Regions from separate parts of the Homo sapiens genome. Here region 1 is linked to region 2. A link is a contact called in ENCODE Hi-C or POLR2A ChIA-PET data. All regions are on one chromosome and are shown on one strand. Each heading gives the region's core, a stretch centred on a gene start or an enhancer-like site at or near the end of the contact. The rest is flanking DNA. Distances are from core to core; before and after follow the strand shown.

Region 1 (5,993 bases), core at 1,254-3,753, 38 kb after region 2:
GTTTGTTTTTTTGGTCTCATCTAACTTCAGGGCTTCAAATACTATCTATATGCTGGCAGATCCTAAATGTATATTTGTAACCCAGGCCTCTCTCTCTCTCTCTCTCTCGCTATCTCGTTGTGTGTCCAACTGCCTACTCAACATCTTCATTTGAATGTCAAATAGTTGATCTATCTATCTATCTATCTATCTATCTATCTATCTATCTATCTATTATCTATCTGTTATCTATCTATCTATCAGCTATATATATCTGTTTTAGAGATGGGGTCTCACTACATTGCCCAGGCTGGACTCAAAGAGATCCTGTGCTCAAGAGATCATCCTACTTCAGTTTCCCAGTAGCTGGGACTGCAGGCATGCCAGGATATAAAGTAGCTGATCTCTTACCTTCAAAACAATTTCCATCACTTGAGCCCAGGAGTTTGAGACCAGCCTGGGCAATGTGGCAGAACCCTGTCTCTACTAAAAATGCAAAAAATTAGCAAGACATAGTGGCCCATGCCTGCAGTCCCAGCTACTCAGGGGACTGAGGTGGGAGAATCACCTGAGCCCAGGAAGTCGAGGCTGCAGTGAGCTGTGATCATGCCACTGCACTCCAGCCTGGGCGACTAGAGTGAGACCCTGTCTCAAAACAAAACAAAACAAACAAAAAACTTAACTTCCAAGCCAGATGCGATGACTCACACCTGTAATCCCAGCACTTTGGGAGGCTGAGGCAGGCTGACCATGAGGTTAAGAGTTTGAGACCAGCCTGACTAACATGGTGAAACCTCATCTCTACTAAATACAAATATTAACTGGGCATGATGGTGCGCACCTGTAATCCCAGCTACGCAGGAGGCTGAGGCAGGAGAATCTCTTGAATCCAGGAGGCGGAAGTTGCAGTGAGCCGAGATTGTGCCATTGCACTCCAGCCTGGGTGACAGAGCGAGACCCCATCTCAAAAAACAAACAAACAAAAAAACCAAAAAAACAAAAAACTTAACTTCTTCCTTCTCTCAAGCTTGATCCACCATCAGTGTCCATCATCTCAGTTGATGGCAACTCTAATTTTCCAGTTGCTCATGCCCCAAATCTTGGAGTCATCCTTGGCAATCCTCTTTCTCACGTTCTGTGTCTAATCTGCCAAGATTCTGGTTCTCCCTTAAGCATACCTGAAATCTATTCAGAATCTGACCGCTCTCACTCTCTCTAGTGCTGCCACCCTGGGCCATGCCATCATGACCTTTCACCTGTATGACTGCAGTAGGCTCCTCAAAAGTCTCCCCACTTTGCTGTTTTCCCTCCCACAACAGACTATTTTCAAAGCAGCAGCTAGAGGAATCCTTTTAAAATGAAGTCATGATCACTCTTCTGCTCAAAACCGTGCAATGTCTTTTCGTCTTACACTTATCAAGGCCTGTCACGATCTGGCCTTCGTCACCTCTTCAAAGTTCTCTTCCGTTCTCTTTGTTCACTTCCTTCCAACCTCACGGGCCTCATTGCAGTTTCTAGAGCACAACAAGAACACACCCCTGTCATGGCCTTTGAACTGGCTGTTCCCTTTGTATGGAATGCTCTTTCCCTAGTTATCTTTGGATAATCCTCTCACTTCCTTAAAGTATCTCCTTAATTTCATCTTTTCCAAGAGGCCGACTTTGACAGTCCTATTTAACCTTGCCATCGGCACCATCCCACCATGTCCACCTCTATGCTGCCCCCATCCCCAGCACATCCCATCCCACCTACCCTGCTCAACTTTCTCTTTCTTCCCCTACAACGTATAATCTTCTAACTTACTGTATAGTTTATTGACGTGCTTTTGGTTATTTTCTGCCTCCCCTTCTAGAATGTAAACTATGTGATGACAGAATTTGCATGTTTTGTTCACTGATACATCCCTGGTGCCTGGAACAGTGCTGGTTCAGAGTAAGTGCTCAGTAAATATTTGTTGCAGGATTGAATAAATTACCCATTCACAGAAGGATTTATGGGGGAGCTTCGGGGCAGCAGACTAACTGAGAAACCAACACTCAAATCTGGCAACTCCTGAAGCCAGATTGAATGTTGACCCCGAAGTTCCTTCCCATGTGCATCAACTCAGAATGCTTACAACATAATGACTGTGGCCGTCTCTAGTGAAAAAAGAACAACAGTCTTGAGAGTGACTGTATGGGAAGCTTTTAGTAGGGACACAGCTGAAAAGCACCCTTTGCAGTTAAATAGAGCTTTTCTTGAATCTGGAAAAACCAAACACTCCACAGAATGCACTCATTTGCCATCAGACTTATGGGAATAATTGTATCCCAGATTTAAAAAAAAACCCAGAGTTTTACTGGCAACCTGTCCAAGCCTGGAGTGAGTGAGGCTAAAGGAAGAACTAGATATAGGGAAATTTTTTACCCCAAGCACTACTGGAATTAAGTACGTGGGTGATCTTGGGTGGTGGCTACTTTCATAAAAGGTGTTTTTGTAGAACTTGTGAATTTCTCAGAAACACTGACTTGTACCTCACTGAGGCTGAGAGTTTGTTCTACTTCTGGTCTGAATAAGCAAATGTTTAGTTTCAGTTCCTCTTCAAATTCAGGACTGTCGTTAGATTTCTATGAAAGCTACTTGGCAAAGGACCCAGTCCATCCATAGAGGCCTGCTTCAGCGTGGAGTACAGCATACAATAGTGTGTATTTAGACTATGCTACAGCTGAGGGCTAGCCACTTGATAGAGCTCCTCTATGTTAATGGTGTTAGAATGGAAATTCTTTATCCTTGTAGCTGTACCATAGGGTGGGGACCAGGGACACTCAACAGAGTTGGGAGTCCATGTGCCTCCTTAAATTTTGCACCTCAGGCATCTCACATGCCTCATTCTGGTTGTGATCCTGCTGCAATCTGTTCTCACTCTGAACCACATGGAGTTAGCATTAAATGCTATGGGAAATCTAGAAATTTTCTCATGCTGAGTTCCTTTAAAGAGAGTCACCATCTTGGTTCTGATACTCTCTGACTGGTATTGGACAAGCCTTTCTTTGTTAGCAACTTGAAACTGTGGGAGGCTCTCTGTAGAATTACTGTTATGTTTTGGAATAACAAGAACAGCATTTTGCTGCTGGAAAAGGCCATTTTCCTTCTGTCTGCTTTTTTTCATGTATTGCCTTTCTTTTCTTTCTAAAACATCTTTTGTTTCATTTTTGTTCTCAAATCATTGTGTTTAGAACAACAATAATTGAGAGTCTAGCGGGAAGTTTTTATAAACTAACAATTGGGTTTAAACAAAGGCTTAATAGTCAAGTTCTGAATAGTTGGACTCCTGAAAAGTTCTAGCTAGAATGATCATAAATATAACATTTAAAAAAATACACAGGGGGAGTCCTTTTTACTAATTTTTCTCTTTTAAGTGAAGAGTTTTGTATGCATTAGGTAAGACCAACCAATCCTGTTTCTCATAGCTCTATATCTGTTGCTTGGTCAGATCACAGTGAATTTACCTGGGTTATAGGATGCCCTGCATCTGGACAGGGGTGATGCTTCATGAACATGAATTCATTGACAATATTGTGCCTGTAAGAAGCTGAGTTTGCTGGGAAAAAGGCACTAGCAGATCACATTCTTGAGAGTTAGTGATAATAATGAACATGATTATAATGTGCAAAGACTTTTATAACTTTTCTTTTTTTTTAAGAGATGGGGGCCGGGTGTGGCAGCTCACACCTGTAATCCCAGCACTTTGGGAGGCCAAGGCGGGTGGATCACTAGGACAGGAGTTTGAGGCCAGCCTGGCCACTATGGTGAAACTCCATCTCTACTAAAAATACCAAAGTTAGTCGGGCATGGTGGTGCACGCCTGTAGTCCCAGCTACTCAGGAGGCTGAGGCAGAAGAATTGCTTGAATTTGGGAGACGGAGGTTGCAGTGAGCCGAGATCATACTACTGCACTCCAGCCTGGGTGACAGAGTGAGACTCTGTCTCAAAAAAAAAAAAAAAAAGAGATGGGGGTCTCTTCATGTTGACCAGGCTGGTCTCAAACTCCTGGTCTTAAGTGATCCTTTCATTTTGGCCTTCCAAAGTGCTGAGATTACAGGCATGAGCCACCACACCCGTCCTGTTATCATATATTTTAAATAAGCCTCATGACAATCACATAAATTTTTTTTATTACTCATATATTTTAGGTGAGCAAAAGAAAATTCAAAGGTAGTAACATAGCTAGAATTACAAAGGAAGAGGTGTGATTTGTGCTCATGTCTTAATTTTTAAAGCAAATTGAGGCCGGGCATGGTGGGTCAAGCCTGTAATCCCAATGCTTTGGGAGGCTGAGGCAGGAGGATCGCTTGAGGTCAGGAGTTCCAGACCAGCCTGAGCTGGTGAGACCCCCGTGTCTACAAAAAAAAAAAAAAAAAAAAATTAGCTAGTCTTGGTGTTGGTGCACACCTGTACTTCCAGCTACTTAGAAGGTTGAGGCAAGAGGAGCGTTTGAGCCCAGGAGGTTGAGGCTGCAGTGAGCTGTGATAGCACGACTGCATTTCAGCATAGGTGACAGATTGAGACCTTGTCTATAAAAACAAGATAAATAAAAGGAATTGAGTGGTATCACACAGAAGTTAATGCCATTGAAAGATTTTTACTACATTTCCCAAGAGGAGAAGGCATGTCATGTGACACAGGGTCACATGGGGAAGCATAAGAGGTCAAGAGGCAGAAGGGGAAAGCATAGGCCACAGCCTGGACTGGGATTTCTGCAGGAAAGGCAAGGCGGGACAGGGTAAACAGTGTAGGACTGGCTAGTCTACATCCTTCTAGCAGGCTTTGGGGCATTGGGACATTCTCTAGTCACCTGGTGCCTAGCCCTTGGGTGTGTGAGTTTGATAGGGGAGGTGATTTGGGGTACGGACTGAGGACTGGTTGGAAGGTCTGTAAATGATTTTCATGCACCTGTGGAAGCTGGATTTCTGGGGAGATGTTAACAACTTTGGCCATTAGTTTGGCCCTCTGATTAATGGATGCTACATAGAAATGGATGCCAAATAGAAAACAGAACAAAGTAGCATCAGGGCAGGAGCCTTACTCCAGAGGCAAAGCTCTTTCCATGAAACCATCTAAACTCATCCAGTTCTCCTCTTCCAATCTCTCCACCCCTTACCGTACTCCACACATCCTGTTTGCAGTATCAGTTCTTGACGATCCCAGCCACTGAGTTGTTTTAGTTGGAAATCTGGCCATTTGCTAAGCCCTTCAGTTCTCATCACACATGTCTCTTCCAGTTCTCATCACACATGTCTCTTCAAGCTCTCCTTTTCTGTCTTTATGCCTCCACGCTTGCCTTGGGTCAGCGTCTCCTGACCCAAGTCAGTCTTGACGTCACAGTCTCCTAATCCATATTCTCCCCCCAGCCCAACCAAGCTGCACCCTGTTTCCAGGACGATCTTTTGTAAATAATAGGTTTGATCGTGTCACCTCCTTACTTACATCCTACCTACCTCCCTATTGCCTTAAAATTTCCCAGCAGAACACAAAGGGCCCTTCATGAGCCGACCTTTGCCTACTTCCTGGCTGTCTATCCTACAGAACTGTGGTATTGTGTCCATTGATTTACCTGAGCACAGATTTTATGAAATGTTTGGAGAACGGGGGAGACAGAGAGAGATTCTTAACCCAACTGGTTCTCTTACAGAATGAGCTTCACTGGTGTTCAGAAAATTGATGCATTGCTAGTTTCTTTTTGGCTACTGTGAACTTTTTTTTTGAAAGGTATATGAGATTCTTGTGCCTAGAAGAGGGATTCTAATGCATTTGAGGTATCGGTTTCTTAGGGTTCAAACCTCTTGCAGCTAAGAGCAGGCCCTGGAAGAGGCACCGGGCTGCAGATTGTTTCAAGTACCACAAGGGGCTGCTAGAGAGCAACAGAAGCGCCAAAGAAATTTCTTCAAAATTTCCCCTTTTTGTCACATCCTCATTTCCTTAGTCTTGGTCGGAAGTAAAATGCTTTCCTCTTTTTGGAGTTTATATTAGTGGCT
Region 2 (6,152 bases), core at 2,031-4,530:
TCTCATAAAACTAAAGATCTTTGAAGCCAATGAGAACAAGCATAGCAACCTAGTTCAGTGCTTGGCACAGAGAAGGAGCTCAGCAATTACATGTGGAGTGAACGTTGTTGGACTCTACTGTGTCCAGTCACTGTGCTGCTTCAGTGAAGCTCTGGTGCACTGGGACTTTGGTAATTCACCAGTTACCTGTCCTGGTCATTTATAGAAACCGAGGTATGAAATTCGCTGGAGGGTCATTGAATCAATCAGCCCAGATGGACATGAATATATTTATGTGGACCCGATGCAGCTGCCTTATGACTCAAGATGGGAGTTTCCAAGAGATGGACTAGTGCTTGGTAAGTTCCATGGGGTAACCTCCCAAGACTCCCTTTTCCCTTGCACACAACTTTACAATTTATAGGCCTTGGCAGAATAGAGATCTGAGCTTGTGCTTAGTAAGAACTAGGCAATGGAAATTTGCTTTCAGAAATACATTTCTGTCTTGACAGTAAGTTAATTGGATCATTGCAATGATTTTTTTAAATCTCTTTCCATAACAAATTATAGTTAAGGAAAATTTTACAAAGGGAGAAGAGAATATGAAGAGGGCTGGCAAAGATACCCACCAAAATTGCTTTTCTTTAGAAATGACACAAATTGAAAATGAATTTCTGTGACTAAAAATGAGCAGATGAGAAATGAATGAGGACAACCACAAAATGTATTTTGATTCAGTACATTCTGAAGATGCATTAGATACTCCTTTTTACATATTTGGAATATGGAATATAAAAATATAGGTACATTTTGAGGCAAAATATGTAAAAATAAGCAAGCCAACTTATCACAAGCATTTCAAGTATTTCAATCCTGGGCTGAGACCAAGTATATGAAGCTTTAGTCCAAGGGAGTATTTCTTTTTTAAATCACATTCCTAATGAATGAAAGCAAGACAAAGGCAAATGAAAGTAGAGGTAGAGGTTGTGTTATGATGAATGATCTAACAGTATATATGTTAAAGAATGCCAAATGCAGGTTTTAATTATCCACCGGTCTCATTGCAAAATACAGAAGAGTTTAAGTCTTCTTAGAGAGTTAGGTAAACTGAAATCAAGCAAGGCACCAGAGTGAAATCACCTTTGCAAAAATTGTAACTGAGGAAATTATGACAGTGAATGAGATATGACCTAACCAACTCCATTTTGCTTTAGCCTCCAAGTTGTCCTTGTTCCTTCCTGGGCATAGGCCGAACTAACTTTGAGAGGAACTTAGTTTATAGTTTGACTTTGAAAAAAAGACAATAATAGCCCTTTGCCAAAACAAACCCTCTTTTTCCCTGGGAACTAGACTGCCTTTGCGGGACTAACGAATTAGCTACAAGATTAGAAAGTATGGTTTAGGGGTCACTGTTGTAAAACCTGAGGTCAGTGCTTGAGATATTTTGGAGACCCTGTATTTCGATGCACCAGCTGACACCACCCAGGTCAATAAACTGGCTCATCTGATCTTGGGGCCCCTACCTAGGAACTGACTCAGTGCAAGAGGACAGCATCAGCTCCCTATAATTTCATCTTTGACCCAACCAATCAGCACTCCCCTTTTCACCCCCTACCCACCAAATCATCCTTAAAAACCCCATTCCCCCAGTTTCAGAGACACTGATTTGAGTAATAGCAGAATAGTAGAAATTCCCCCAGTTTCAGAGACACTGATTCGAGTAATAGTAGTAATAGTAGAATAGGTCTCCCGTACAGCTGGCTCTGTGTGAATTAAACCCTTTTTCTATTGCAATTCCCCTGTCTTGGTAAATCGGCTCTGTCTAGGCAGCGGACAAGGAGAATCCATGGGGCGGTTATAAGAGCTGCCCCCCAATTTCAAATATTTATATCTAAGCTTTCTTTATTTTCCTGCCTATTTCCCAACAAGGGATGAGGAGCTTAGGGAGTTAAAAAGTAGTAAAATATGGGGAAAAGGGCATAATTCCCATTATACCAAGAGGCATTGCTGGTGAAGCAATACCTTTCCAGGTACGATTTTCAGTAACACAGACGTGCAGTAAGAGGCAGTGTTGGCTGTTAGTGTCTTTTATGAGCCAAGTCTTTTCCTGGCTTGGCTATCCGTGGTGAGACTGACACCCCGGGAAATGTTTCTCTCAGGGTGAGCTCTTTCAGGGTGGGACAACAGCTTCAGTGTCTTTACGTATGTCTCCTCCCAACATGAAGCTAATTGCTGTGCTCTCGGGCATGTTTAGCTCTTGGTAGAGTGGCTTTCCTAACAAATAGGGAGCAGTGAGCCCAGCCTGAAGTTTTTATTTAGTCACTCCTTAGAATCAGTGATATTTTGAATACTGAAGTATTTCCAGTGGCTAGTAATTTACTAAGACAAAAGATGCCCCTGTTTGCATATGGAAAACAGAAGGGGAGAGAGCCAGGAGGTGTGGGTGAGAGCCCCGAAGGCAAGAGGATCCCAGGGGCTGGCCCAGCACGGAGCTGGTAGACAGCGCGCTCACACCAGGGAGGGCTGCACCCTCCTTTCTCCCGTCTGTGTTTTCTTTCCCTTGCAAGTGTTATTCGACAAAAGCAATTATGCTAATTTCCTTCCCTGTGGGCTCAATTCCTTTTTTGACACGATGACTTGGAGGAGTCATTATGATTACTCCAAACAGGAAAGACACTCGCCCAGCTGTCCGCCCGCAGAGAGCTGGCTACGGTGCAGAAAGCTGAGGAGGCGTCTGGAGTTTTTGGGTGTTAATGATTCTGCCTGCCCACAGGTCGGGTCTTGGGGTCTGGAGCGTTTGGGAAGGTGGTTGAAGGAACAGCCTATGGATTAAGCCGGTCCCAACCTGTCATGAAAGTTGCAGTGAAGATGCTAAAACGTAAGTGCTCCTTCCTGGGGATTTTTTGAGCACGGGGATTTTTTGAGCATGGGGATATTAAGGGAATTTCTCAAAATCATGCAGCTAGTAAATAAGACATTTAGGACTAGGTCCTGATTATTTTGACTCCAGGTTTTATGTGTATTTAGATTAGGTTTATTTAGATTGCTCTTGCTGCCTGTATGTTGGAAAATTAAGAGCTTGTTATTTCCAGTGACTTCTTTTTACTAGAAAGACCAGGAATTAGTTATTAGCACTGAGGCCAAGTAGCTATCTGCTTCTTTTAGACTTCTGGTAAATAGAATGATATCCAATCACAGGATTAGTCATATTCTTGGTTTTTTTCTGAGAACAGGAAGTTGGTAGCTCAGCTGGACTGATATGTGATTTATTCTTTCAACAGCCACGGCCAGATCCAGTGAAAAACAAGCTCTCATGTCTGAACTGAAGATAATGACTCACCTGGGGCCACATTTGAACATTGTAAACTTGCTGGGAGCCTGCACCAAGTCAGGTGGGCTCACTGACCTGGAGTGAGGATTTTCACTGGACACATGTGGTTGTGAAAACTGTTCAATCAGGCTTAAATCCTCCACTCTCCATCCCCACACATGGCAGGGAATAGAAGTCCCTTGAATGGAGCTGACTGGTCCCTTGAATTGATGGAAGCTCATTGGTTTTTGAGCAAAATCTGTTGCCAGTCCAGTCATAGCCATTCATGGCTCTTTATTAAAAAAAAAAAAAAAAAAAAAAAAAAAAAACTTTTTTGGTATCTTATTTTTTTCTGTGCCATATGGTCTGCAGGACAATTCATGGCTTTTCTGTTCTTCATTTTCATACCCATCTCCTAACGGCTTTTGTCCCCATAGGCCCCATTTACATCATCACAGAGTATTGCTTCTATGGAGATTTGGTCAACTATTTGCATAAGAATAGGGATAGCTTCCTGAGCCACCACCCAGAGAAGCCAAAGAAAGAGCTGGATATCTTTGGATTGAACCCTGCTGATGAAAGCACACGGAGGTGGGTGCAAAGAGAGATGTTGCTGTCTATCATTATCTTACAGGCATCACAAATGGAAAGACCCATGTCCTGATAGATATCATGTCTGCAGATTCAGTGCCCAAGGTAGCAAGACTTAGAGTCAAACCACCCTGTCCAGTCTTTCCATGGTCATGCAGAGAGATGCATGATGTCTAAAGGTGTTTTGGACTGGGGTGTCACATGGGAAGGCCTTGCTGATAGGTTTGAATGAGAGTGAGTTAGAATGACTCTGGGAGCTCTTCTGCTATTTACATGTGATCCACTTAGACCTATAAAATGCAGCTCTGGCCAGGGATGCTTGAGTTCTGGAACCTTGCAAGAACTGTCTGTGGATCTCCAAGCTCGAGGTCCTTGCTGAACCTGGACCTATAAATGACGTCAATGATAGTGATCCCTACTGCAGAAATCTACAAGTGGCTATAAAGAACTCTGTAGGTAAGAAATTCTGTAAGATCAGAAAGTACAATGAATTCACTTCATAATAAATTACTTGGTGGACACCAAATGGGTGCTAAATTGATTGGGTAGAAGGAATTGTATGCCCAAGCCACATGGCCACACGGCTCAAGTTCCAACCAAGGCTTGTGAGTTGAAAAACTGAGAAAGAATAATGACAGACTTAACGTAGTGAATTCTTCAAACTTTAAGTGTAATGGACTTACAGGTCCATGGGAGCACAGCCCCACTGTCTTAGATGTGGCTCTTCAGGATGTGCGGGCTCCTGCTAAGGATGTGCAGGGAACTGGCTCTGAAAACAAGTGAACAGTAGTCATCATGGCAGCTGACATTTGTGGAGTCCTTTGTATGTGCCAGGTGCCATGACAAATATTCCGCTAGTCTTTCCCATCTTTGTCAGTGGGATCCATTCTACGTCTTCTGAAAAGTGCTTCCTTGACCCCCAGATCAAGTCATTTTCCTTACAAGCTATTGAAACCTTTCTTCCTTCACAACACAGCTGAGTTTGAGTTGATCTGTGTATTTATTTTGTTTTTTACATTTCTTTTTTTCCCTATTTAAAAAATTTTTTTATTTCCATAGGTTTTTGGGGAACAAGTGGTATTTGGTTACATGAGTAAATTCTTCAGTGGTGATTTGTGAGATTTTGGTGCACCCATCACTGGAGCAGTATACACTGAACCCAGTTTGTAGTCTTTTATCCCTCACCTGCCTCTCAATTTTTCCCCGAGTCCCCAAGTCCATTGTGTCATTCTTATGCCTTTGCATCCTCATAGCTTAGCTCTCACTTATGAGTGAGAACGTACGATGTTTGGTTTCCATTTCTGAGTTACTTCACTTAGAATAATAGTCTCTAATCCCATCCAGGTTGCTGCAAAAGCCATTAATTCATTCCTTTTTATAGCTGAGTTACATATATATATATATATATGCACACCTACACATACATATGTATAGATACACTGCAGTTTCTTTATCCACTCCTTGATTGATGGGCATTTGGGGTTGGTTCCACATTTTTTCAATATGTGAATTGTGCTGCTATAAACATGTGTGTGCAAGTATCTTTTTAGTATGACTTCCTTTCCTCTGGTAGATACCCAGTAGTGGAATTGCTGTGATGCATGTATTTGTGCGACTATTTGATTAATGCTCATTTCCTTGACTAGATCACCTCATGTGAAAGGTATGGATTGGTTTTGCTTTTACCCAGTTAGCTCCCATGCCTACCTCAGTACCTGGCACATAATCATCATCTACTGAAAGTGGAATGACCACTTCAGAAGGGCACCCTGGGTAAGATTTCTCTTTCTGTTTTTACAGCTATGTTATTTTATCTTTTGAAAACAATGGTGACTACATGGACATGAAGCAGGCTGATACTACACAGTATGTCCCCATGCTAGAAAGGAAAGAGGTTTCTAAATATTCCGACATCCAGAGATCACTCTATGATCGTCCAGCCTCATATAAGAAGAAATCTATGTTAGGTAAAAGTGTCTATACTCACTCTGGGTGTTGGGACTTTCCAGTGGTTTAATATGATACTTAAAGTATTTAGAGGGAAGTGTATAGGGATGGTAAGTGAACCTGGCAGCCCACGTGGTCTCTAAATGCAGGTCTGCACAACCAGTTCTGTGACATGTTTCCAGGTTTGTGGCCTGTAAATTGAAAAGAATAAAAGCTGACAATGTAACAAATTTTTTAAACTTTAAATTTAATAGTTTTAAAGAATTTTCTTGGTGTGTTCCTGCAGTAAACATTTTTTAAAAAAAATAATTATTTATTCTGATAT

The links. Hi-C counts contacts between places; a loop is a spot of excess contacts on that map. ChIA-PET counts read pairs that join two places held with the same protein, here RNA polymerase II (POLR2A). Pooled maps may share reads with other maps.
Region 1: a loop to region 2 is called in a pooled map, with 11 times the contacts of the local background. The contact joins two enhancer-like sites. A Hi-C loop is called at or near these places in 1 of 168 maps with a recorded cell type or tissue (PC-3), 9 of 37 single-sample maps with no recorded cell type and 12 of 50 pooled maps. POLR2A ChIA-PET finds 5 or more read pairs at or near these places in 2 of 52 experiments (activated CD4-positive, alpha-beta memory T cell and activated T-cell).

The regions. Positions count from the first base shown.
Region 1 is chr4:54,313,233-54,319,225 of GRCh38, forward strand. No RefSeq gene overlaps it. Among named protein-coding and RNA genes, the nearest start is that of LINC02283, 17 kb to the right of the region's middle. Within about 2 kb of position 2,504, at least 2 of the 41 ENCODE cell types and tissues checked have a DNase peak (open chromatin) inside an H3K27ac peak, as active enhancers do.
Region 2 is chr4:54,274,636-54,280,787 of GRCh38, forward strand. It overlaps PDGFRA (platelet derived growth factor receptor alpha), which reads left to right. Exons shown (of 23, transcript NM_006206.6): 12 at 206-338; 13 at 2,753-2,857; 14 at 3,261-3,371; 15 at 3,727-3,880; 16 at 5,681-5,847. Among named protein-coding and RNA genes, the nearest start is that of PDGFRA, 48 kb to the left of the region's middle. RefSeq lists an enhancer at 3,521-4,044. Within about 2 kb of position 3,281, at least 2 of the 41 ENCODE cell types and tissues checked have a DNase peak (open chromatin) inside an H3K27ac peak, as active enhancers do.